Linked DNA regions of Homo sapiens: all the other regions are linked to region 3. Evidence: chromatin loops called from intact Hi-C (ENCODE). Cell type or tissue: heart right ventricle. All regions are shown on one strand. Region 1 has its middle 12 kb from the start of SVIL-AS1. Region 2 holds the start of LOC105376473 (a long non-coding RNA gene). Region 3 overlaps SVIL-AS1 (SVIL antisense RNA 1).

Region 1 (8,000 bases), 52 kb before region 3:
CCATGTTGCCCAGGCTGGTCTGGAACTCATGAGCACAAATGATCTGCCCACCTCGGTCTCCCAAAGTGCTGAGATTACAGGCATGAGCCACCATACCAAGCCTGAAAAACATGTTAATATTGCTTTTTGATGCCATTTCATTGGTACACTTAATCTGAATCATTCTACTTCTTTTGATAAATTTCCTGAAAATAAAGAACGAGTATCAGAAAGGTAAAACTTGTGAGCAGAATCTTTTCTGAAATGCTAATGAAGCCAATTGCAAAGGAGTAAAAAGCTTCAGAGATGTATTTCTATCGGGAATTGCCAGGGAGACAAATACCATCTGCAGTAGAGAAACGGCCCTCCATCTCTCCTCTCAGGAGCCCAGGGATGTTCCTCTCTGCTGTTTCTTTGTTTTGGGTACAATGTGCCTGAAGGAGTTGGTAGAAAAATCATCCTCATAGGGTACTGATGGCGGCAGTGGCCCATCTGGAGCAGCTGCTGCAAAGATGCCTGCTGCAGTGAGGGAGGCCCGGCTGGGGCTGCAGCTCTGCGGAACCAGCAAGGGCTGGGAACAGGCAAGAGCCCCATGCGACTACCAAGTCAGTGGGGCAGGAGCCCTGTGCTCCCAGGCACAGCTGCAGCTGCCCAGCCACAGCTCCAGACAGGGCATCCCTGCGTTCTCAGGAGCCTGGGAAGTCCCTGCTCCCCCCACAGGCTCTGAAGTGCTTGCTCCTGCTCCCTGGCCTCTCCTTGCTCCCAGAGGAGCAAGTTTGTAGTGCGGAGAAAATTTGCAGCCAAGCCTGGACACTGTTGCCAGGTGTGTGAGCACTCAGGGTGGTGCTGACATGCTGGTCCCCTGACGCCTTGGCCCCCTCTGGACTTTGGGCAGGGGAGGGACTGAGGGTGACTCTGCACAGGCCTGCAGATGCCTCTCTGCATGAACAGCCTGGGCACCCTAGATGGCATGTTGATGATGGCAGGAGGCAAATAGGTTCCTAAGTGGAAAGGGGCAGGTCCCTGGTGAAGCCCCTCCTTTAAGTCAGGCACGGCCTGAAGCCTGGGGGCTAGGCTGCCAGTTCTAGGTGAAGTCCATGCTCCGGAGTGAGAATTTATGGTGCTTTTTCTGGGTCCACCCATAGCCGCCCATGGGCCATCCCCTTTCTCCTTTCTGAGCCCATAAAAACCCCAGACTTACACAGACATCAGGATTACCAGCTGCTGGAAGGAGCTACCTATTTTGGGTCTCCTCAACTTGCCAGGATGACCTGTCTGGGGAAAGGAACTGGACAGTCATCAGGATGACCTGCCTGAGGAAAGGAGCTGTCAACTTTGGGTCATTGGAGAACTGTTCCATCACTCAGTGAAGCTCCTCTCTGCCTTGCTCACCCTCCAGTTGTCCACATATCTCACTCTTTCTGGATGCAGGATAAGAAGTCAGGACCTGCTGAATAGCAAGACTGAAAGAGCTGTAACACAAACAGGACTGAAACACATCCCCCTGCTCCCCACATTTTGGGTGACAAGAAAGAGAGAAGAACTGTGGCCCTTTAGGGAACCCAGACCTAGGGGCTTCCTGAGCCAGGGCTGTGACACCCTCTTTGGTGCTCTGTGGTTTCTGGCATCTCCAAGCTTCCAGGTGCCACCACATTCCCCTTGTCCAGACACAGATGCCCACAGTGGAAGCTGTTGGCAGTGCGTCTGATCCAGCCGCAGGCTCTTGCATGGAGCTGGCACATGTGCTGGCACCTGGAGCTGCCCGCCCCACAGCAGCAGCTGGTGTGCCTGGATGTGTGCAGTCGCCAGACCCCATACTTGCTCACTCACACACTCCTAGCCACTCTGCGCCTGGCTCAACCTTGGTAGGCATGGGATCAAGACCAATAGCACAAGCTGAGTGCAGCCTGCCAGGCCGAGTGGACAGAACAAGCCCAGTGGAGCCCAGCAAAACTGAGGAAAAAGTGCCACTACTCACAGAGGTTTCCAGCTGGAAAAGCGACACCCGAAGGACCCCATGACAGTACTTTTCCTGCTTGTCTTCATTGTTATCTTTCTCACAGATCAATCCCTTTCTTTCTGGAATTAATGTCATGGTTGATTTTGTTTCTTTTAAACACTTTATATTTGTAACTTTGAGAAATTTAGAAAACGCCAGAAAAGTTGAAAGACTCTTATAACAAACACCTCTCTGATTACTACCCATAACTGACTACTCTTGAATTACTAGGATAGTTCTTTTCAATCTTTCTTTTCCATTTAAAAACAAAGTAAAGTAAAATAACACTGCAGTTAAACTGAAGTTCCGTTTATTTTTCTCCATCCAAGTTCATTCCCTTTCTCCTACAAAAGGCATCTCTCACATGGATTTATTTATAAAATATTGCACATAGGTATCTATGTGCTCACATAACATATATTATTGCTTATTATCCACTCTTTTCAAATTTTTCTTTGCAGGAAAATATGCCAAACAAATCCTTGCAATTCTGAAATCATTCTGGTTAGGATTTGATTATCTTATCTCTTTCCAACATAAAGTCCCATGAGGCAAGTTACGATAATAGTTAATACCATGGACAAGGCACTGTTCTAGGTGCATATACTTGTTACCTCATCTGTTTTTTTCTTTTTTTCTGGAGACAAGGTCTCACTCTGTCACCCAGGCTGGAGTGCAGTGGCAGGACCATAGCTCTCTGTAACCTCAAACTCATGGGCTCATGCAATCTTATCCTCTCAGCCTCCCCAGTAGCTGGGACTACAGGTGCATGCCACCATGCCCTGCTAATTTTCTTTTCTTTGTTTTAGATTTGGGGTCTTTCTCTGTTGCCCAGGCTGATCTCAAACTCCTGACCTCAAATGATCCTTCCATCTCAATCTCCAAAAGAGCTGGTATTATGGGCATGAGCCACTGCACATGGCCTTGTTACCTCATCTTATCCTCACAATAACCTTATGGACATATATTATTATGATCCTCATTTTAGAGATTGAGACTTAGGCACAGAGGCACTGGGTCACTTTCTTGAGCCTGCGGAGGTATGAGCTGCTGGGCAGGCTGGTCCTGGTGCCCAAGACCCACACTCCTGCCCTTGCTTATTGTTCCTTACAGAGGTCTTTGCTTTTCCTAATAAGACCATTGTCTACATGATCAGTTGACACCTTGAAAGCAGGCTGGTCTTGACAGTTTCACATGTTCCCTTTCTAATTGATGATGCTTTCCTGGGATAATGAATGAACTCAACTTCGGGTTCAAGTTGCTCCAACAACCCACTTCCAGCCACAGCACTCCCATGAGAGCCTCTGCAGCCTGGGCCCCTCCAGCTCATAGGGATGCCCACCCAGGCCAAGCGCTTCTAAACGAGCGACCTCCTCAAAAGAAAGCATAGGAGAAAGCAGGAATCAGTAAAACTTTTCTGGTTTTCTCTTCAAATATTAACAAATTGACACTTAAGAAGATACGGCAACCTCTTAGATCCAGAGGATAAAAAAGGCTCCTTCATGCTGCTTTCAACTCATTAGAAGACGTGACACTTACCATGCAGCCTTCTGCTGTCTCTCCTCAGCAGTACAAGCCTCAGCCCCTAATCCTGCCTGGCTGCTGAAGGATTAGACCCAGCACTTAGTATTTAACCTGTTCCTCCCCTGCACATCTTGTGGATTTGGTTTTTCTTTTATGGGTTGCCAAAAGCAAAATAATAATACCTGTCACTTCAGCCAAGGGAGATTTATTACTTTTAATCAAAGGATACTTGTTATAAAAGGAGTTATGTATATATGAATACACACACAGATACACACATATCTATGCATGTATACAGACAGACAGACATCAGCAAACGTAAATCCCCATTTGGGGACTCAGGGCACTGTCTGTTCCCCTCCTCCACTGATGGATTTTTGTTCACTGTTTGTCATCTGTGTCCTGGAGGCCACCAAAGGCTCATGTGCCCTCATAGTGTGGTGACATCTTAACCTCTAACACTTTCGCATGATCATTTTAATAGGTGCTGAAAAATTGGGAAATGGACGTTGAAAAAAATGACAGGCCTGGCACGGTGGCTTACTTATACAATCCCAGCTACTCAGGAGGCTGAGGCAAGAGAATGCCTTGAGCCCAGGAGTTTGAAGCTTCATTGAGCTATGATCATGTCGCTGCACTCCAGCCTGGGTGGCAGAGCGAGACCTTGTCTTTATTTAAAAAAAAAAATCATCCCTAATCACTTATTCCTGAGTCTGTCCCAGCCAACAAGGTCATCGACCCTACAATTGCAACAAGAGGGATGAGGGGAGGACAAGGGAGGGACAAAGGCAGTAAAGTCAGTGATTAGGTGGACACCAGGTGGGTGTCCAAGTCAATATGGAAGGAGAAGGCATTAAGAAACAAGGAATCAAAAATCTAAAAAGAAAAAAAAATTAAAGTACAGCCTTATTCTTTTGCTGACATACTTTTTTCTCCACTGCCCAAGCCCCTCTTATTGAGAAAAGAGGCTGCATCCCAGTGCTTGGAAGCGCAGACACCCGTCCTCCTTCTGTGCTCTGAGTGTTTCAAACAGCCTTGCAGACAGCCATAGCACCTAGCACTGGGCTTAGCAGGCAGTAGCCTCTCAGTAACTGCCTGCAGAATTGAATTCAATAGCTAAGTGCTAGAATTATGTCCAGGTTAAAAGGGGTTACCAACATAAGTCAGAACTGACGTGGTGAAGCGATGATTGCTGGTCATCTCCTAATCCCAGCTGCCCTTCTTCTTTGGGAACAGACCACCCAAGTACAGCTGAGGAACGGTGCATCAGAGTGCCTAATTCTTTTTTTTCTTTGTTTGTTTGAGACAGAGTCTTACTCTGTTGCCCAGGGTGGAGTGCAGTGGTGTGATCTTGGCTCACTGCAAGCTCCGCCTCCCAGGTTCAGGCCATTCTCCTGCCTCAGCCTCCCAAGTAGCTGGGACTACAGGCACCCGCCACCAGGCCCGACTAATTTTTTGTATTTTTAGTAGAGATGGGGGTTTCACTGTGTTAGCCAGGATGGTCTCGATCTCCTTACCTCGTGATCTGCCTGCCTCAGCCTCCCAAAGTGCTGGGATTACAGGTGTGCTTTTTAAATTTTTATATTATTTTTTAGTGACAAGGTCTTGTTCTGTCACCCAGGCTGTAGTGCAGTGGCGCAATCATAGCTCAATGCAACCTTGAACTCCTGGGCTCAAGTGATTCTCCCGCCTCAGCCTCCCAAGTAGCTGGGACTACAGGGGTGAGCCACCTCACCTTGCCAGAATGCCTTATTCTTGCTACTTCTTTCTCATCCGTCTGATTAATGTGATGTCATCAATATAGTGTGATATTGGTTTTGATTTAATGTCTTGGCCTGGGTGAGAGGGTGGTTTCAGCGCCATCCACTGGACCATTCCTACTATAACATTATGTTCTTACTTTACCAATCAAGAGACCACATGACAGTTCCACTGAATGGTAATTATGTCCATTCCAATTATACATTCAGGAACTCGCAAAGTGACCCACAGGTAGGTCCACGGACCTGAGCCAGAACTTTATTGATCACATAGTTCCCATATATCCCTAATCGAACAGGAAGGCCTTTATCACTTTGAGTGTCAATCTTGATATTCTAATAGCATTAGAGAAATTTGGACATTCCTCTTTCCCCATTGCATGGTGATCTGAGTACATGGCTATAGACATCTTTGGGGAAAGTCCGGGGAAATTACCTCTTTCTACATCTGCCATGGGATGGCAGGTATTTCCCCACAGGGACCCAGCCTTTCCTTCAATTGATGGGTTCTAGGTGTAAGAACTGGCTTAGGTCTGGAAAGAAAGCAAGGGATCATGACTTTCCATCTGGGGTAACTGACCTCATCCTTCTGCTCATCCATGCTTTACCTTCTTTAAGATCAATATAACACACATTATAATACATTTATTCCATACTCTCATTGGCTACCCATCTCTCTTGCTCCTATGAATATCATTTTCTTCTGCTGTCTCCATAGACCTTTGCTGTTCAAGACTCCCTGGATACCTTTTCAACCTTTCTGCCCATTAAGGTCACTTGCATCTGATGGTTCAGCACTGCAGGTGACCTCTCCTTTTCAAGGATCCTTTCACTCATCTTGCTGCTAGAGGCCCCAGTTCTATAACAGCATCTCCTCCCATCAGCTCTGGCACCCAGGGAACAGTCCCCCACTCTGAGCTTCTCAACAGTACCGGAGCTCCCAAAAACTCACTCCTCAGTATCTTGGTATACAAGTCTCCTCCAGATCCTGCCGAGAATCAGGCTGGGTAGAGCAGATCCAACTGGCAGGCTCAGTTCTCTGGGCCTTCCTCCACAGTCTGCCTGGGAACTTTTTCCAGGCTTCTAACTGTGATATTAGAACTGGCCCTCAGGAACTTAGAAAAGGTCTTTAAAAGGTTTAAAAAGTTTCAGCATCAAAGAAACACATGCCAAAAAAAAAAAAAAAAAGAATCAGTTATTAACGTTAAGAAAAACAAAACTTATACCAAAGGTTAGGCTGAACTACATGAAACTGTCATCTTCCTAAGTCAAAATAGATGGATACTGACCATGTCAAGTAGTTTAACCAGATATCATCAGAGGACATTACTACTTGGCTTACCAGTGAGCAGCATTTATTTATTAAGTTTTAGAAGACTTCATGAAGACATCAGTACATTAATATGAAACAAAAATTATGCTATAACAATACAGGGGGAGCTGGGCATAGTGGTTCATGCCTGTAATCATAACACTTTGGGAGGCCGAGGTGGACAGATCACATGAGCCCAGGGGTTCAAGACCAGCCTGAGCAACATGGCAAACCCTGTCTCCACAAAAAAATTTTAAAAATTAACTGGGCATAGCAGTGCATGTCTGTAGTCCCAGCTACTTGGGAAGCTGAAGTGGGATGATCACTTGAACCCAGGATGTCAAGGTTGCAGTGAGCTGAGATTGCACCACTGCACTCCAGCCTGGGTGATAGAGTGATGCTCTGTCTCACAAAAAAAAAAAAAAAAAAAAAAGAAGAAGAAATATGAAGACTACATGTAAAAAATGGAATGCTCAGGATATCAGATCAATATACAAAAATCAATTGTTTCCATACATTTGCAGTGAACAATTCAAAAATTAAATTTAAAAGACAATTCCATCAGGAAAAAGGCAAGGACGTCCCCCTCATCACTCCTTTTCAACATCTTATTGGAAGTCCTAGCTAATGCAATAAGACAAGAAAATGAAACAAAATGTGTACAGATTGGGCAGAAAGAAACAAGACTATCTTTATTTGCAAATAACATGATTATCTATGCAGAAAATCTAAAATAAAAATAATTTTTAAAAATCTCCTGGAACTAACAAGGAACTATAGTAAGGGTGCAGGCTACAAGGTTAATATACAAAAGTCAATTGCTTTTCTGTACAATAGCAATAAACAAGTGGAATTTAAAATTAAAAACACAATACCATTCAGCATACAAAAAATGAGATACGTAGGTATAAACCTAATAGAAAATATGTATAAGACCTATATGAGGGAAACTACAAAACTCTGATGAAAGATGTCAGAGAAGAACTAAATAAATAAAGAGATAACACATGTTCATGGATAAGAAGACTCAATATTGTCAAGATGTCATTTCTTCCCAAATTGATCTACAGACTCAATGGAATCCCAATCAGAATCTCAGCAAGTTATATTGTGATTATAGACAAACTGATTCTAAACTTTATATGGAGAGGCAAAAGACCCAGAATAGCCAACACAATATTAAAGAAAAAAACAAAGTTAGAGGACCGTCATTACCTGACTTTGAGATTTACTGTAAAGCTACAGCAATCAAAATTGCATCATATTGGTGAAAGAATGGACAAGTAGACCAATCAAAACAAAATAAAGAGCCCCAAACAGACCCACATAAATATAGTCAACTCATCTTTGGCAACAGAGTAAAGGCAATATAATGAAGAAAAGATAGTATTTTCAACAAATGGTGCTGGAAGAACTGGATATCCAC
Region 2 (8,000 bases), 73 kb before region 3:
TTTAAAATCACAGAAAAAAGTAATTAATAACCCTCTTTTTAATCATATTTAATCTTAATCATATTTGTCTTCATCATTAGTCTGCTCAGGCTGCCATAACAAAACACCATAGACTGAGTGGGTTAAGCAACAGGCATTTATTTCCATAGTTCTGAAGGCTGCAAAGTCCCAGATCACAGTGGTGGCCGATTTGGTTCCTGATAAGGGCCCTCTTCCTGGCTTGTAGACAGTCGCTTTCCTGCTGTGTGCTTACATGGCGGAAAGGGACAGCGACCTCTCCCTCTTCCTCTTCTTATCAAGCCATTATCCCATCACGAGGGTTCCACCTTCATGACCTCATCCAACCCCAATTATCTCCCAAAGGCCTCATCTCCAAATAGCCACATTGGGGTGGGGCTTCAACCTATGGATTTTTGAAGGGATACAATTTAGTCCATAACAATGTTCTTCTCTTGACTAATTCTTACTGTAATGAATATTTAGGGACTGGGTGAGGTGGCTCACACCTGTAATCCCAGCACTTTGGGAGGCAAAGGTAGGAGGATCCCTTGAGCCCAGGAGTTGAAGACCAGCCTGTGCAATATAACAAGACCCCACTCTATAAAAAATCAAAAAATTAGCTGGGTGTGGTGGGGCACACTTGTAGTCCCGGGTTCTAGGGAGGCTGAGGTGGGAGGATGGCTTGAGCCCAGGAGGTCAAGACTGCAGTGGGCCGTGATTACACCACTGCACTCCAGCCTGGGTGACAGAGGAAGACCCTGTCTCTAAAATATATATATATATATATACATGTATGTGTGTGTGTATGTGTGTGTGTGTATATGTATATTTACTATATATAATAAATTTTATGTATTTCATATATATGTATTTACTATATATAGTAAATATACAGCAAATATATAAAAATTTACTGTATATAATAAATGCAATAGTATATTATAGTATAGTATTATAGCACATATAACAAATATATAGTAAATATATATATATTTACTATCAAAAACCAGAACGACATTGAGCTTTAAACTCCCATCCCTCTAAGTATTTCTGTTTTTATCATTCATACATTTTTTTGTGTTTGACAAAGTCTCACTCTGTCACCCAGGCTGGAGTGCAATGGCACCATCTTGGCTCACTACAACCTCCGCCTCCCAGGTTCAAGCAATTCTCCTGTCTCAGACTCCCAAGTAGCTGGGATTGCAGGTGCACCCCGCCACACCAGGCTAATTTTGGTATTTTTAGTAGAGATGGGGTTTTGCCATGTTGGCCAGGCTGGTCTCAAACTCCTGACCTCAAGTGGTCTGCCCACCTTGGCCTCCCAAAGTGCTGGGGTTACAGGCATAAGCCACCGTGCCCAGCCATTCATACATTTTTTAAAGATAATTACAAAAAAGAGATCTTTACCTGTCAGGGAAGTAAGAGATAAAAACATTTTTGGATCTTCTCAGGAGCTCTTTCTGATATAAACGCTATGCAAGGACACACATTCCAGAGACACGCCCCATCCATTCGGCTGCGCCGCTGCCATGGGAGGCCAAAGAAGCCTGCAGCTGTAAGCCTGGGAGAGTGACAGAAGAAGGTACGTGGGCCTCATTTAGAAAATGTAAATGAATCAAATGAGACACATTCAAATTATATCTAAGTATTGGCTCTGGAAATTGCATCTGTGGTGAGGGAAACTGGGGATAACTCCTAGGAAAAAAAATACAGAATATATATATATATATATATATATAAAGTATAAACCTCTTTGAGTTGCGGGTGGTAAGGTGGGAGGGAAATTCATAGGTTAGCCAATGTATGAGTGAAAGCATTCAAGTATATGCTTTAAAAATAATTTTTTAGCCTAAAAATTTAAAATTTGCACCCAAAGTTTTGTTTCACAGGTTGATCAACCAATTATCGGAGTCCCCTTCATATAAGTTATTTCACAATTGACCCTGTCATAAAGGAAAACTTTCACCAAAAATACCCTTTTTTTTCTTTTTGAGGTTTTCCCTTTATATGGAGTTGTGGAAAAGTAGAGTTTCTGACGGAAACTGTCTTGCTTTATAGCTAAATATAAGAGCAAATCCAAGTACAGCAGAAAACAATTATCCAGAAGTGGCCAGGGAAGCATTCCTGGCTTGTAGTCATGTGGTCTCAGGAGGCGGGCAAGCCCTTTGCACAAAACCCAAACCTTACAGTATGAATGGCAGGGGTGTCAAATCAGGGTTAATAATTCAACACAAGAACCAAGCCCAAAGGCCACCCAAAACTAAGTTCAGTGGCTGAAACAGAAGCCCAATAGGGGTGTGGCACTGTGCCCATATTCAACATAAAAATAAATAAATGGGCCACTGTGGGCAGATGTGAGGACATCCCAAGTTGTCCCCTGGGGACAGACCTCCCCACCCCCAGGTCCATCCAAGGTACAGAAGAGTGCTTTTCTCTAACACATCACCACCTTTAAATGAAGAAATTTTGTTTCCAGAAACTTCTTTTCTTTTCTTTTTCTTTTTCTTTGTGTGTGTGTGTGTGTGTGTGTGTGTGTGTGTGTGTGTGACAAAGTCTCACTTTAGCCCAGGCTAAAGTGCAGTGGTGTGATCACAGTTCACTGCAGCCTCAGCCTCCATGGGCTCAGGTGATCCTCCCACCTCAGCCCTCCTAGTAGCTGGGTCTACAGGTCACACTCCCATGCCTGGCTAATTTTTTATTTTTTGTACCTGCAGGGTTTCGCTAGTGTTGAACACCTGAGCTCAAGCAACCCACTCACTTTGGTCTTCCTGGGATTACAGGCATGAGCCACAGTGCCTGGCCTCCAGTAAGTTCTTAATAAAAAGGAAATAAGCTATATGCAATGATGGACACATTAAGCCATCATCATCCAATGTTCTCTTAATACAGATCATTCATTCAATAAGTGGACTCTGAAATTTTGCTTTTGGAAAGCCACCATACCTGGCACTGAAAAGGGTGCATTAGATGTAGACCAAATATTTAAATCTCTGTTATCATGGAAATCAAATGAGTGAACAAGTGTCAAGGTACGTTTGACCCTTCCAGTGTCTTCCCGATGCTGTTTGCTCTGATATGAGTTAAGATCTTGACTCTGGAGTCAGACTGCCTGGTTGTATTTAGGATCCACTACTAGCTGGTGTCCTTGGGAAAACAAAATAGGGATAATAAGAATATCTTATTCACGGAGTGGTCACGGGAATTAAGTGAGATGATATATAGGAAGCAAGGATTAAGTGAGATGATACCTAGGAAGCTGTAACAATGCCTGGAGGCAGCATGTGCTTTGTTTTTGTTGTTATTGTTGATACTGTTTCTATGTTTATATACATTTTTCTCTTAGAAAAAGAAAATTTTAGAATTTTCCTTTAGAAAAGAAAAATTTTTTCTAAAATATTATTAGAAAAAATATTTTGTCTAAAAAATAGTTTTCATATATAGTATATATATTGTATATATACTATATATACATTGCATATATATACACTATATATACACATTGTGTATACATATATGTATATATATATATATATATATATAGTAGAGATGGGGTCTCACTATGTTGCCCAGGCTGGTCTTGAACTCCTGAGCTCAAGCAATCCTCCTTCCTCGGCCTCCCAAAGTGCTGGGATTACAGGCATGGGACACTGCGCCTGGCCTAATGCTATATCTATAATGAATTTTTGCAACTCTGATATCTCATACATAGTCTAGGAGCCCTATAAACTAACTACTAGTGTTCTTTAAAAGATAACGTAAAATAGCAACAACGAAATAAAACAGTAGAATAAAAGTGCAAAGTTCTATGGCAGAATGGCGAAGGCTTAGTGTTGGAAACAATTATGAGAAAGGCAAGTTCCTCAACCTTCTAAAGTTTTGTTTTCTAACCTGTAAAATGGGGAGAATAATGAGTGCCTTGTTTTGGAGATGAGATGAGGTAATGTATGTAAAATTAGTAGGTTTGGTAGGTGCTATTACAGTGCAAATCGTTAATTGAGATATCATTTTTAATTAAAAGATGAAGATGGCCATGCACAGTGGCTCACACCTGTAATTCCAACACTTTGGGAGACTGAGGCAGGTGGACGGCTTGAGTCCAGGAGTTTGAGACCAGCCTGGGCAATATGGCGAAACCAAGTGTCTACAAAAAATACAAAAAAAAAAAATTAGCTCGGCATGGTGGCTCGCGACTGTGGTCCCAGTTACTAGGAAGGCTGAGGTGGGAGGATCGCTTGAGCCCAGAAGGCAGAGGTTGCGTTGAGCCAAGATGGCACCACTGTACTCCAGTCTGGGCAACACAGGGAGATCCTGTCTCAAAAAAAAAAAAAAAAAAAAAAAAGCCGGACTCGGTGGTTCACCCCTGTAATCCCAGCACTTTGGGAGGCTGTGGCCGGCGAATCACCTGAGGTCAGGAGTTCGAGACTAGCCTGGTTAACATGGTGAAACCCCGTGTCTACTAAAAATACAAAACTATAGCCGGGCGTCGTGGCGCGCGCCTGTAGTCTCAGCTACTCAAGAGACTGAGGCAGGAGAATTGCTTGAGCCTGGGAGGCAGAGTTTGCAGTGAGCCAAGATCACACAGCTGTACTCCAGCCTGGGAAACAGAGTGACAGTCTTTCTCAAAAAATAAAAAAATAATAATAAAAAAAGAAGGCACGCTGGCTGACTCAGGATATCCACTAGGTGGTGCTAGAAAACAATGGCCAATCATGAAGCATTCATTTTCAAAGACCTGGCATTTTAATCTTTTATTTGAGTGTATCAGGAAACAGTTTCTTTCTTTAAAAATTGTTTTTTATTTCAATAGTTTTTGGGGTGTCTTTTGTAACATGAATTATATAGTGGTGAACTCCAAGATTCTAGTGCACCCGAATAGTGTACATTGTACCTGATGTGTAGTTTTTTATCCCTAGCGCTCTTCCCCTTTCTGCATCTCTAAAGTCGATGATATCACACTGTATGCCTTTGCATACTTGTAGCTTAGCTCCCACTTATAAGTGAGAACATGTGGTTTTGGTTTTCCACTCCTGAAGAATAATGGCCTCCAGCTCCATCCAAGTTGCTGCAAAAGACATTATTTCCTCCATTTTAATGGCTGAGTAGTATTCCATGGTGTATATATACCACGTTTTCCTTACCCACTCATTGGTTGATGGGCACTTAGGTTGGTTCCACATCTCTGCAATTGTGAATTGTGCTGCGGTAAACATACGCGTGTGGTGTCCTTTTCATATAATGACTTCTAGGAAACGCAGTTTCGATGAACACTCCAACCTACATTCCTTGCATCACTTTGGGACTTTTACCTACTCCTATAATTCTCAAACATTTCCGCCCCTCTGCCTTCCAAGTAAGATGCTTACTCAGCCAACAATTCCTGAGTGCCTGCTGTCTGCTAGGTGCTGGATACACAAAAATGAAGAAAATGCAGTGCCTGGGCCGGTCATGAATTCCACTGTGGATGCGTTAAGTTTGAAGTTCCTGTAGTACTTCCGGGTGGAGATGTCCAACCAGCTGTTGACTATTTAGATTTGAAGCTCAGAATTGACATTCAGAATCAGGGAGACATCATACTTTGTCTGTAGTTGATCGTGAGCTTGAAAAGCATGGCCCAGGACAGAGCATAAAGTGGGAGGGGCTATGAGCGGGTACAGAATCCTGCAGAACGTGGGCATGCCAGCGAGGAGACAGGCTCGCGGAGGACAGAAGGAGGGTTCCGAGAGCCGCAGGCAGAAGCAGGGCAGGGTGGTGTCAAAGAAACCGGGGGGTATGAAGGGACAAAGGACGAGTGTCCCCTAGAAGAGAGAAGAAAGCCCATTGGATTTGGAGCAGGAAGAGGCCCACTGAGAGTGGCCTGGGGACAGAGTGCATGTGAAGACAGCCCAATATCGGCTGCTTTTTAAAAAATGTGGATGAGAAGAGGAGAGTCAGGATAGTTACTAGAGGAGCACTGAGGGTAGGGGGGAGTCGGTTGGGGGGCTTGGTTGGTGTTTGGCTGTTTACTTATTTACTTATTTGCATTGGGAGAAAGGGATCTGATGGCATTTACAGATGGAGGGAAGGAGCCAATAGTGAAGGACAGGCTGATGATTAGAACACATGAGAAGGGCTGACACCCCATCCCACCACTTTTCTCCTTGTCCCAAACAAGCTGTGTGCTCTTGGGTGGTTTCCTGCCCCCTCTCATCCTCAGGCACCTCACCTAGAAAAACATACAGAGTAAAATGGTGAATCGTGTGTAAGATCTCTCCTAGCTCTAAGAAAATTCCATTTCCAAATTTCAATCTTTCAGCTATCTAAACAGCAAAGGGAAGAATTATACAGGTTAAGTATGTTTAAATAACTGTCTTTGAAATGAAAGCCAACATTACAATATCTCACGTCACTAAATGCATGCATGTGGTAAAATGCAAAGCAACCCACTCAAAATAGTTGGTGTGTGGTTAACTGTGTAAATGGCATGTCTCCCTCTGCATGTGAATCTAGAGGCTGGCCCTTGAGATCCACCATCCATATATGCCACAGTTGAGTCTTCAGATCCAGCCTGTCGGTATTTCCATTCTCGAGCACTGGGTAATGTGGTCCTGGCATAGCTCTGTGCCAAACACGTGGTTAACACTTGGACTTATAAATTGTTTATAATCAGCCTCCCTGGCCAATTACAATAGAGAATTTGTATGCAAGTGAAGATATTCAGGCATGCAGAAAATTAAATAAACAGTCTATACACATGTTGAAATACATCTTGCAAATTGCAGGAAACATATTCACATTACTTTTTATGAAGGCCTCGGCTGTGTTTAAGAGGCCCTTTCTAATAAGGAATGTTTTGACTATGATCCTCCCAAGACACTATAGCACTCAACACAGAAAGATACAATTTTCTTATTCATGAATGTCATAAATGAGCTCAAGAAGGCCTTGGCACGCTTCTTCTGTGCCCTAGCAATGGAAGGTGAGTGCTAACCTCATTCATTTCCTTGATGAAAAGGTATCTTGATTGCTCTGCATCTAGAAGAATGGCTACTTTAAGTCCCAGGGGCACTTAATAAAACGTCTTCGGACTGAGTGACACTGATGAGCAGAGAGCAATTTCCATTTCCCTCCTATGATCTAACAAGTAGCCGGGGGCCGGTTCTTCCAGATGCATCCTCGGCTTGGTAGCACACAGAGGTCAGTCCATTAGGGAGGCCAGACCTCCAAAAGAAGAGGCTCTCAAAAAGACAAAACTTGGTGACCACATTCCCCCAACTCAAACATCATTAACACCTTCATTCTTGGGACAATGATAAAGTTTCTTGATGAGTGTTGATAATTACCTACTTTAAAGATTATTCAGACCCCCTGCTCTCTTTTCTGTTCTCTCTCTCTCCCTCTCTCAATCTCTCTCTACCTTTTGGTGCAGAAAGAGAACGAGCAAAAATCAAACCAGTCATCTGGGCTCCGCGATGAGCCTTTCAGGTTGAGAGATGAGTCGCCAGGAGAGTCAGGGAGGTTTGGCCGGAAGGAAAAGATGGCTTGTTGCTGTGTTTCTGTCTCTCCTGTTGCGTTTGCTCTCATTACTGATGAACTGGGGGACTGACTGAAGAGAGGGGCTTCCTGTATCTGTGCTCTCTGGGGGCCGACTTCTGCCTGCCTTTCTGGTACCCGTGCTCTGCCAACAATGTGCGGCTTGCATTCAATTTGCTCAAACACTCACCGACTTTAATTAACTGATTTCTGTTCCAAGAACCAACATCAAATACTCTTGTGATCTTCCATGGTGAAGCAGAAACCACTGGGTGAGGGGACAGGAAATCGACCCGCCCCCAACTCCTGCTGGTTACGCTGAGCTGGGGCCAGAAACACCCCATAAACCCTCGGGCAGTCATTTATTAGAAATAATGTCATTGAAATGGAAGTTGCCATGGTACAGTGGCCTCCAGCTGAGAGCCCAGACTCCTGGGGAGGAGGGAGGGAAGAGGCCTTCCAGCTCCTGCTGCTACTCGTTACCCTCACTC
Region 3 (8,000 bases):
CAACATGAGATTTGGGTGGGAACACACATCCAAACCATGTCAATTACCAAGGGACAAGTTAAAGAAGTTGGTGGACTCAAGCAGTTGACCGCTATGCAGACAAAATATATGTCCCCAGCAGAGGGCAGGCTTCTACCTACAACACATGTGATCATTTTCCCCGGTCCCTCTAGTTTGCAGAGGTTGAGGGCAGAGCTCAACCTGGAGTGTACAGCCTGAGACAGAGGGACCATGCTCCCTGTGTCCTAATGGGAAAGGACTCTTCTTGGGTAGAAATGTAGTTACTGAGTTTTGCTTTCTCCTATAGAGGAAAGATGAGCAAAAACAGGGAGATGGAGACCTGGTGAAGAGAGGGTGCAGAAGTGGCTAAGTGGGGTGATGGTGGTGAGGAGATTTGTTGGTGAACTACAGCCCGTAGGCCAAATCCAGCCCACCGCCTGATTTTGCATGGCCCAGGAGTGAAGAATGATTTTTTACATTAAAATGATTGAGAAATAAATTTTTTAAAAGAACAATATTTCATGACTTGTGACATTATATAAAATTCAAATGTCAGTATCCATAAATAAAGCTTTATTGGAAGATGCCAGACTCATGCACTTATGTATCGTCTAGGGCTGTTTTCCCCTGTGCAGAGTTGAAGAGTTTGGCAGAGACCACATGGCTCCCAAAGCCTAAAGTATTTACTATGTGATCCTTTACCAAAAAAGCTTGCTAACCCCTGCCTTATAGTATAATGTATGATTTTTTTGAAGAGTTAAACAAATTTAACATTTGCTGAGCTCTCTTTCTTGCCCAGCATGGCTATGGGCTCTTCTCATGTATGTAATATAATTCTGTAAACAATCCTATAAGGCAGGTACCATTATTATCTTCATTTCACAAATGAGAAAATTGAGACACCTCAGTAATTTTCTCAAAGTCAGACCATTAGTGAGTAGAAAAGCTGGGATATGAATCTAGGCTGTCCAGTTCCAGAGCAATAATGTGTAATATCTAGTTTCATTTTCTGGCTTGTTAGGTGATGTAATTCCTGCCAGTTATTTCTCAAAATGTCAGTATCTCTATGCAAACCATCACTTACTTGATCAGCCTTGCTGTGGAGAAAGGGATTGGGGTGTGCCTACACTTGGGGCACAGTGGGAGAGGACGCAATGGGAGGGGACAGTAACCTGGAGGAGTGGCACCAATTCACTCCTGGATTTTGCATCTGATGGCATCACAGAAGGGAGGAAATCATTGCACCCGCGTGTATGTGTGGTACATACATAGCAAATGTATAGAAGGTTTCACCCCAAACTGCAAATACTCTTTGCTCTTAAGGAATGAAATGGATAATGTAGAATTGGGAGATGTCTACATTTTAATCCTACATTGTTTGAAATTTTAAATGAAGTGAAATTTTAATGCTGTTTTTAGAAACCCGCATAATATGGTGAAAAGAACTCTCTGGCCTGGTTTTCCCTTTTGGGAGGCAAATCGGCTTAACTCTCCTTTAAGTGTCTTAGATATTGAGAAGAGATAGATTATTTAATAATCCATTTCCCCAGGATGGTGCCCAGAGGGAAAGAAGATTATCCAGCCACCAAGAAATGCCCAGATCCTCTATTTCAGATGAACCTGACTTAATCAGGAGTGGAAGGCACCCTTTCGTCTTTTCAGAGTTACACAGGGGCCCTGGGTTTCCTGTTAACATGAAGATGTTCATGTGCCCCAGTCCCAGCTTGTCCCACGTGACTGTCCTGTGGCCTGTTAGGAACCGGGCCATACGGCAGGAGGTGAGCAATAGGTGAAACAGGATTACTGCCTGAGTCTCGCCTCTTGTCAGGTCAGCCGTGGCATTAGATTCTCATAGGAGCGCAAACGCTATTGTGCACTGCACGTTCCAGAGATCTAGGTTGCACACTCCTTATGATAATCTAATGCCTAATGATCTGAGATGGAACAATTTCATCCCCAAGCCATCCCCCTAACCCGCCCCTGTTCGTGGAAAAATTGTGTTCCATGAAACCGGTCCCTGGTGCCAAAAAAGATGGGGACCACTGCAGTATACCTTTCATGCCAAGGTCAGGCCCAGCCAGTGACAGAGCCCAGGAGGGAGGCCTAGGACCTGGCCATTTCTGCCTATTTCCTCTAAGGATCAAGTTCTGCCCTGGGGCTCCCTGGGGGCTGGTCAGACCTTCTCAGAGCTGCCCCTCACTCAGAGGCTCTTTCCTCCCCATTCTCCCTCCTTCCCCTCTCCTTTCCTAGGGGTCAGCCTTGCAGCACCCTCCCAAAACCCTCCCTGCCTCCTGCTGCCACTGTTCTTATCTGCAAAAAGTGTTCCTCCCAATAAATGTCTTTCACGTCTAGCTCTGTCTTGACACCTGCTTCCTGAGGACCCCAAATGACACGTGCTTCCCATCTATCTGTATGATGGTTTTGTTTTTTTCACTTTTTGAAAATTACGTTTTGCCAGAAAGTCAAAGATAATCGTCTGTACCAGTTTAGCCTGCATATCTAGCATAGCATTTACACTAATATTTGCAGAATGAATGAATAAGAAAAAGCCTATTTTGCTTTCAGAGGCCACATGCACAACCAGAACCTGCAGTCTTGGTTGGGTTGGAACCCAGAGCTGAAGACAAACCAGGCCATGTTGCTGACTGTGCTTCAAAGCAACTGGAAATGCCTGGAAATCTCCTTACACTCGAGCTGCTTGGGTGTCTTGCTTTTGAATGTGTCCGTGTCTCCTACATGACCTAGTTTCTCCTCACTGAGTCCCTACCAGGGCAGAAAAGGGGCAGGCATGTGACAGACCATGAAGGTACTGCCCTAGGCAGAAGAGGTGCTGTGGCCTGCCAGGGCTGAGAGGCAGCCCCGTGCTGGGGAGGTCCTGGCACTGCGGTCCAACCCTCTGCACGCTGCCATTGAGGCCCTGCGGCTGAGTTACTCCCCAGGCCAGGTGCGGGTAGAGGAGGGCAGTCATGGCCACAGCCACAGGCTGAGTGGGAAGGGAGCTGGTTTCTTCAGGCCCTTGGAAAATCGGGGAGGAACTGGTATGCTAATTCAGAAATTCTCTCATAGCCTTGACAGGTACAAAATCTCTGAAAACCGGTATTTAAAATTATATTTCTAATCATGCCATTTTCTCTGCTTGGCAATTCAGGAAGTTGAATAGATGATTATGAATCATCCGCAAGTGTGGCTAATTAAATATTTGATCAATAGAATTTAGTGCTTTTCATCTGCAGAGAGCTTTCCTAACATTAACTAATTGAGCCAAAGGAAGGTATCACCTTCATTCTACAGATGGCAAAACTGGCAAAGGGAAGAGCTTTAAAGAAGCCACAAAATAAAACAAAAATTAAAAAGCGTGTGCATGCAGGCGGAGGGAAGCCTGGCTAAGAGGAACTGTGGTTCGCAGACTCCCCCAGCCCTTGGGCACGTTCATGTCACTGCACAATTTATCACTGCTTGCATCAGGGCAATGGGAACATTCCCAGGTCAGCCCATCGTAGAGTTCAGGTTCCTTGAACTGGAAACAAATGAGCCGGACGGAGCTGGAGTTGGCCCCTGGGGTCTTTAGGGGAAGGTCTTGGCCCAGTTCTGTGCCTAAGAGCAGAGGCTTCCTCTGCAGATCCTAGGACTGTGAAGCCGGAGGCGGCGCTGGAGTTGGAGCCTTGGCTTCTGCTGTGAGCAACAGCGCCACCTGCTGGCCATAGCCTTCCCTCAGCGCGGCTGCCCCTCGCCAGATGCAAAGGTTCCTCCTTTGTCGCTTCCGTATTTCCTTCCCTGGCCAGTCCCTGCATTTCCTTTCCTGGCTTCTCCAGCTGGAGGGAGGCAGCTGACAGGTTATATCAAACCTGATAGAAATCTGTTAGAGAGACATTCGGATATTAACAGCAAACATCTCCCCCTAACCCTATCACCCCTGGATAAAATTAGTGTTCATGAGGAAAGGTCTCATTCCCAGGCAGGTCTCGTTCCTCAGCTTCCACTGGAATGGGTCTCTTACCAGCGATGGGAGAATGAGGAAGAACTGAATGTTGGAGACCCTCCTCAGTAAAGGGCACAGCAGGTGCTTCTCGGGGCTGCCTGCGAGGATGTGATGAAATCATGCAGAGAAAGCAGCCTGTTCGGGCGGGGCCTGCGATTCCTCTCCCGCCCTTACCTAAAGCCCTCCCTGAAGCAGGAGGTGACCTTGGGCCTCAGTTTACCTCCATTATTCAACAACAATCAGGTACAGGGGAATGCGGACCACCACATCTGGGTGCCGTCCTTAAAGAGCCTTGCCCCACCCAGCTCTGTTATCTTAGCCGAGTCCCGTAACTTTCGTATGCCTTGGTCTTTTGTTTATGACATGACCAATCTATCTCCCAGGGCCATTCAAATATTTTTTAAGAGTCAAAATCTAAAAAGATTAATACTTTAAAATAGCAAGATAAGATTCCAAAACTTTCGATATTTTCAATGCAACAGAACAATTTCCTTTTCCTGAGCAGCTTATAAGATCAGAGCAGCATTTGGTAGAGCTGCCTCATGGTCACTGATGTCTACCGAGAAACGGCATTACTGTGTGGGAAACGCAAGTCCGCCATTTTCCACGTACCATATTGCTTGCTGGAGATTTCAGAAATATCTTTACATGAGGATCAGATGAGAGGAGAATGTAACAGAGTCAGCACCTCTAATGGTTTCAACATCAAGATCCAAGATAGAAGTGCTAGCGCAGGGCGCAGGATACTATGAAACCAGCCCCAGCCCTGGAAACACCCCGGGCCCCATGAGAAAGGGACGCACTAGGCCTGGGGATCCTGCGGACCAGAGGAATCAGTCGCAGGTGCTGTTGCCGGGTCATCCCCACATCTGAAGAGTCCCTTAGCCGGGTTCCCCTGGCCCGTCCATGTCCAAGTCCACTTTCCTTCTGTGCACCCTCACCTCAGCCTTGAGGCTCTACTTGCTATGCCCTTATCCTGCCTGTGCCACACGTAGGAGACTGGGTGTGCCTCTCCTTTCCCTCTCCTCCTTCCAGATCTTCTCTTTGGAGCTGATGGCTGGAGAACTGATGTCCAGTTGCAGTGAGAAATCCTGCCAGTCCTTCGAGGCTGATTCAGAGGACACCTCCTCCCGGAAGCCACCCTGATTCCTTCCCCTCCCTCCCACCTCCAGCCAGAAGTCCCTCCTTTGGACATGATTAGTTTCCTTGGGCTGTTGTGACAAAGTACCACAAACTGGGCTGCTTAAACAACAGAACCTTTATCGTCTTGCAGCTCGGGAGGGCGGAAGTCTGAGATCAAGGTGTGGGTAGGGTTGGTTTCTTCTAAGGCCTCTCTTCTGGGCTTGCAGAGGGCCGTCTTCTCCCCGTGCATCTGCACACGGTCTTCCCTCTGTGCATGCCTGCCGCCACTTCCCAATTTCCCCTTCATATAAAGACAGTAGTCAGATTGGATTAGGCCTACCCTGAAAACCTCATTTAACTTAATTACCCAAGGATCTCCAAATAAGGTCACATTCTGAGGTACTAGGGGTTAGAACTCCAATCTTTTTGGGGGAGTGGGTGAGGAGGAAAAAGTGGGGCACAATTTCACCCAGAACAGATTCTTGTTGCACTGCTATTATTATTATTATTTTTAGAGACAAGGTCTCACTGTGTGGTCCAGGCTTGAGTACAGTGGTACAATCATAGCTCACTGCAGTCTTGAATTCCTGGGCTCAAGTGATCCTCCCACCTCAGTCTCCCAAGTAGCTGGGACTACAGGTGTGCCCACTATGACTGGCTAATTTTTAAATATTTTTATAGAGATGGGGTCTCACTGTGTTGCCCAGACTGGTCTCAAACTCCTGAGCTCAAGCCATCCTCTTGCGTTGGCCTCCCAAAGTGCTGGGATTACAGTGTGAGCCACCATGTCTGACCCTGCATCATTATTTGTGCTTCTTGGTGAATTATCATTATTTTCACCTCTCCTGGAATGCAGGCCCCTTGGGGCATCAGAGCCTAGATATAAGGCGTATTTGTGTTCTGTTGACCCTTAAGCTAAGCACCCACTCAATAAATATTTGAATGAACAAGTAGTAAATATAAGTATTCATGAATGAATGCGGACCACTGCAAATAATGAGGGCTCTGGAATGTGCAACATGATACTAGAAATAGACTTCAGCAGATGCTGTGGCTGTGGTGATAACTGTATGTGAATCTGGGGAAAGACCCCATCTGACCAAAAAAAAAAAGTCTTCCCCACTGGGACCTCAAGTGTCATTGGCAAACGATGCTCCCTGCTGGATCTTTGCAGTTCCTGTTTTTAATAATGAATGGCCTCCTTCAGGAAGGGAAGCATGGAGGGTGAGCCTGGAGGATGAAAGGAAGTCATAAGGACAGGTAGGGTCCTGCTGCATCGTTGTCTTTTAGGACGGGCTCTGACACTAACCAAGTCTTGCAATCCCAAATGCACTCTTCCCCCGTTTGCTGTCTTCCATCTGCAGAAACCACTACTAAACATTGGGCTTGTTTTATTTTTCTTTGCTTCCATATGGGCTCTTGGTCAGTCGTTTCTCAATATTTCTTTTTTTTTTCGAGACAGGGTCTCACTGTCATCCAGGCTGGAATGCAGTGGTGCAATCACAGCTCACTGCAGCCTCAACCTCCTGAGCTCCAGCAGTCCTCCCAGCTCAGCCTCCTGAGTACCTGGGACTACAGGGACATGCCACCACACCTGGCTAATGGTTTAATTTTTTGTAGAAACAGGGTCTCATCATGTTGCTCAGGCTGATCTGAAACTCCTGGGCTCAATCTGTCCTCCCACTTTGGCCTCCCAGAGTGCTGGAATTGCAGGCATGAGCCACTGCGCCCAGCTAATATTTATTTACCCTTATGGAGCTAACAACTCGTGTTCCAGCCATTTCAGGATGAATGCTAAAACGGTGTTCAGATGGTAAATTTGGGCTTAATTCAGTGAGATTTAATAATAGACAATTTATGTCAATTTCCAAATAATACAAGTCAGTTCCAATATATCCCTTAAGAGACTTCCAGAACCCCATGGCGTCAGATGTGAAGAACAATCCCCACAGCTCTGCTGAGGCTGGGAGGGCGCTGGGGCTGTGGCATCCTCCGCGCTCCCTTTCTTTCTGTTAGCTTGCATTCGCTTCTGCTCCTGTGGCTTCCTTTTCAATCTCAGCTGCGCGACAGAAAAGCTCAGTAAAGGCCAGTTCAGTATTAGAAACAAGGGATACTGGTCTGTTCATCTTTCTTCTCTATTAGTCCTCAAGGATCAGCTTTAGACACTGTGAAATCAGTGGGGCATTTCCATACAGACTCCACACTCGCAGCGCATCCATGGTACTGATGGTAGGAACAGAAGCCTCTGATGCTTTCCCCTGGCAGGTCCATCTTTCTGATCTAATCCTGGGGGTGCATCCATTGTCAGAGGTCTGAAGCAGCCCAACATCCTTTCTCTGGGGAGAAGAGCAAATGCATGCAATGCAATGTATTTTCTTTTCAAAAAGAGGAAGGCTTCTTTGGGCCAAATGCCCTACCAATATAGTTAATTTTCAGTTATTTGCATTTGAATTACCTTGATATTTCTGAAAACAGAGCACTGTACTTTTTTTTTTTTTTTTTTTTAAGAGACAGGGTATTGCTCTGTTGCTGGGTGCAATGGCAGGATAGTAGCTCACTGCAGCCTCTGCTTCCTGGGTCCAAGTGATCCTTCCATCTCACCTTTCAGAGTAGCTGAAACTAAAGCCATGTCCCCACCATTATCAGCTGATTTTTAAATTTTTTGTACAGGTAGGATGTCACTATGTTGCCTAAGCTGATCTTGACCTCTTGGCCTCAAGGGATCCTCCCTCCTTGGCCTCTCAAAGCACTGGAATTAGAGGCGTGAGCCACCTCACCTGGCCTCGCACCAAACTCTTTATTGACTTCTTGGTTATTGTCGCCTGTTACTAGTCGCTACGCTAGTTCAGAAAGGCTTTGCACAGAGGTCTGTTTTGAGACTTCTGTGCCTTACCTAGAT

The links. A loop is a pair of places that touch in the nucleus more often than their neighbours do. Peaks named below come from ENCODE experiments on the same cell type or tissue, not always from the same donor. Only the 100,000 strongest peaks of a DNase experiment are listed, where the experiment ranks them.
Region 1: a loop joins it to region 3, with 2.7 times the contacts of the local background. A loop is called at or near these places in 83 of 110 quality-filtered maps.
Region 2: a loop joins it to region 3, with 5 times the contacts of the local background. A loop is called at or near these places in 67 of 110 quality-filtered maps.

Annotation. Positions count from the first base shown.
Region 1 is chr10:29,393,869-29,401,868 of GRCh38, forward strand. No RefSeq gene overlaps it. Among named protein-coding and RNA genes, the nearest start is that of SVIL-AS1, 12 kb to the right of the region's middle. RefSeq lists an enhancer at 728-1,242. In heart right ventricle, no CTCF peak of the experiment used is centred here; no DNase peak of the experiment used is centred here.
Region 2 is chr10:29,372,869-29,380,868 of GRCh38, forward strand. LOC107984217 (a long non-coding RNA gene) reads left to right here. Exons shown (of 3, transcript XR_001747402.3): 3 at 1,452-1,502. It overlaps LOC105376473 (a long non-coding RNA gene), which reads right to left and starts at 2,051. Exons shown (of 3, transcript XR_930786.3): 1 at 1,976-2,051; 2 at 1,408-1,561; 3 at 119-403. In heart right ventricle, a CTCF peak has its summit at 4,685 (motif pointing right); no DNase peak of the experiment used is centred here.
Region 3 is chr10:29,445,505-29,453,504 of GRCh38, forward strand. The region is part of intron 2 of SVIL-AS1 (SVIL antisense RNA 1); the gene reads left to right. Among named protein-coding and RNA genes, the nearest start is that of SVIL-AS1, 40 kb to the left of the region's middle. In heart right ventricle, CTCF peaks have their summits at 143 (motif pointing right) and 3,699 (motif pointing left); a DNase peak (open chromatin) is centred at 3,687; H3K27ac peaks cover 446 bases.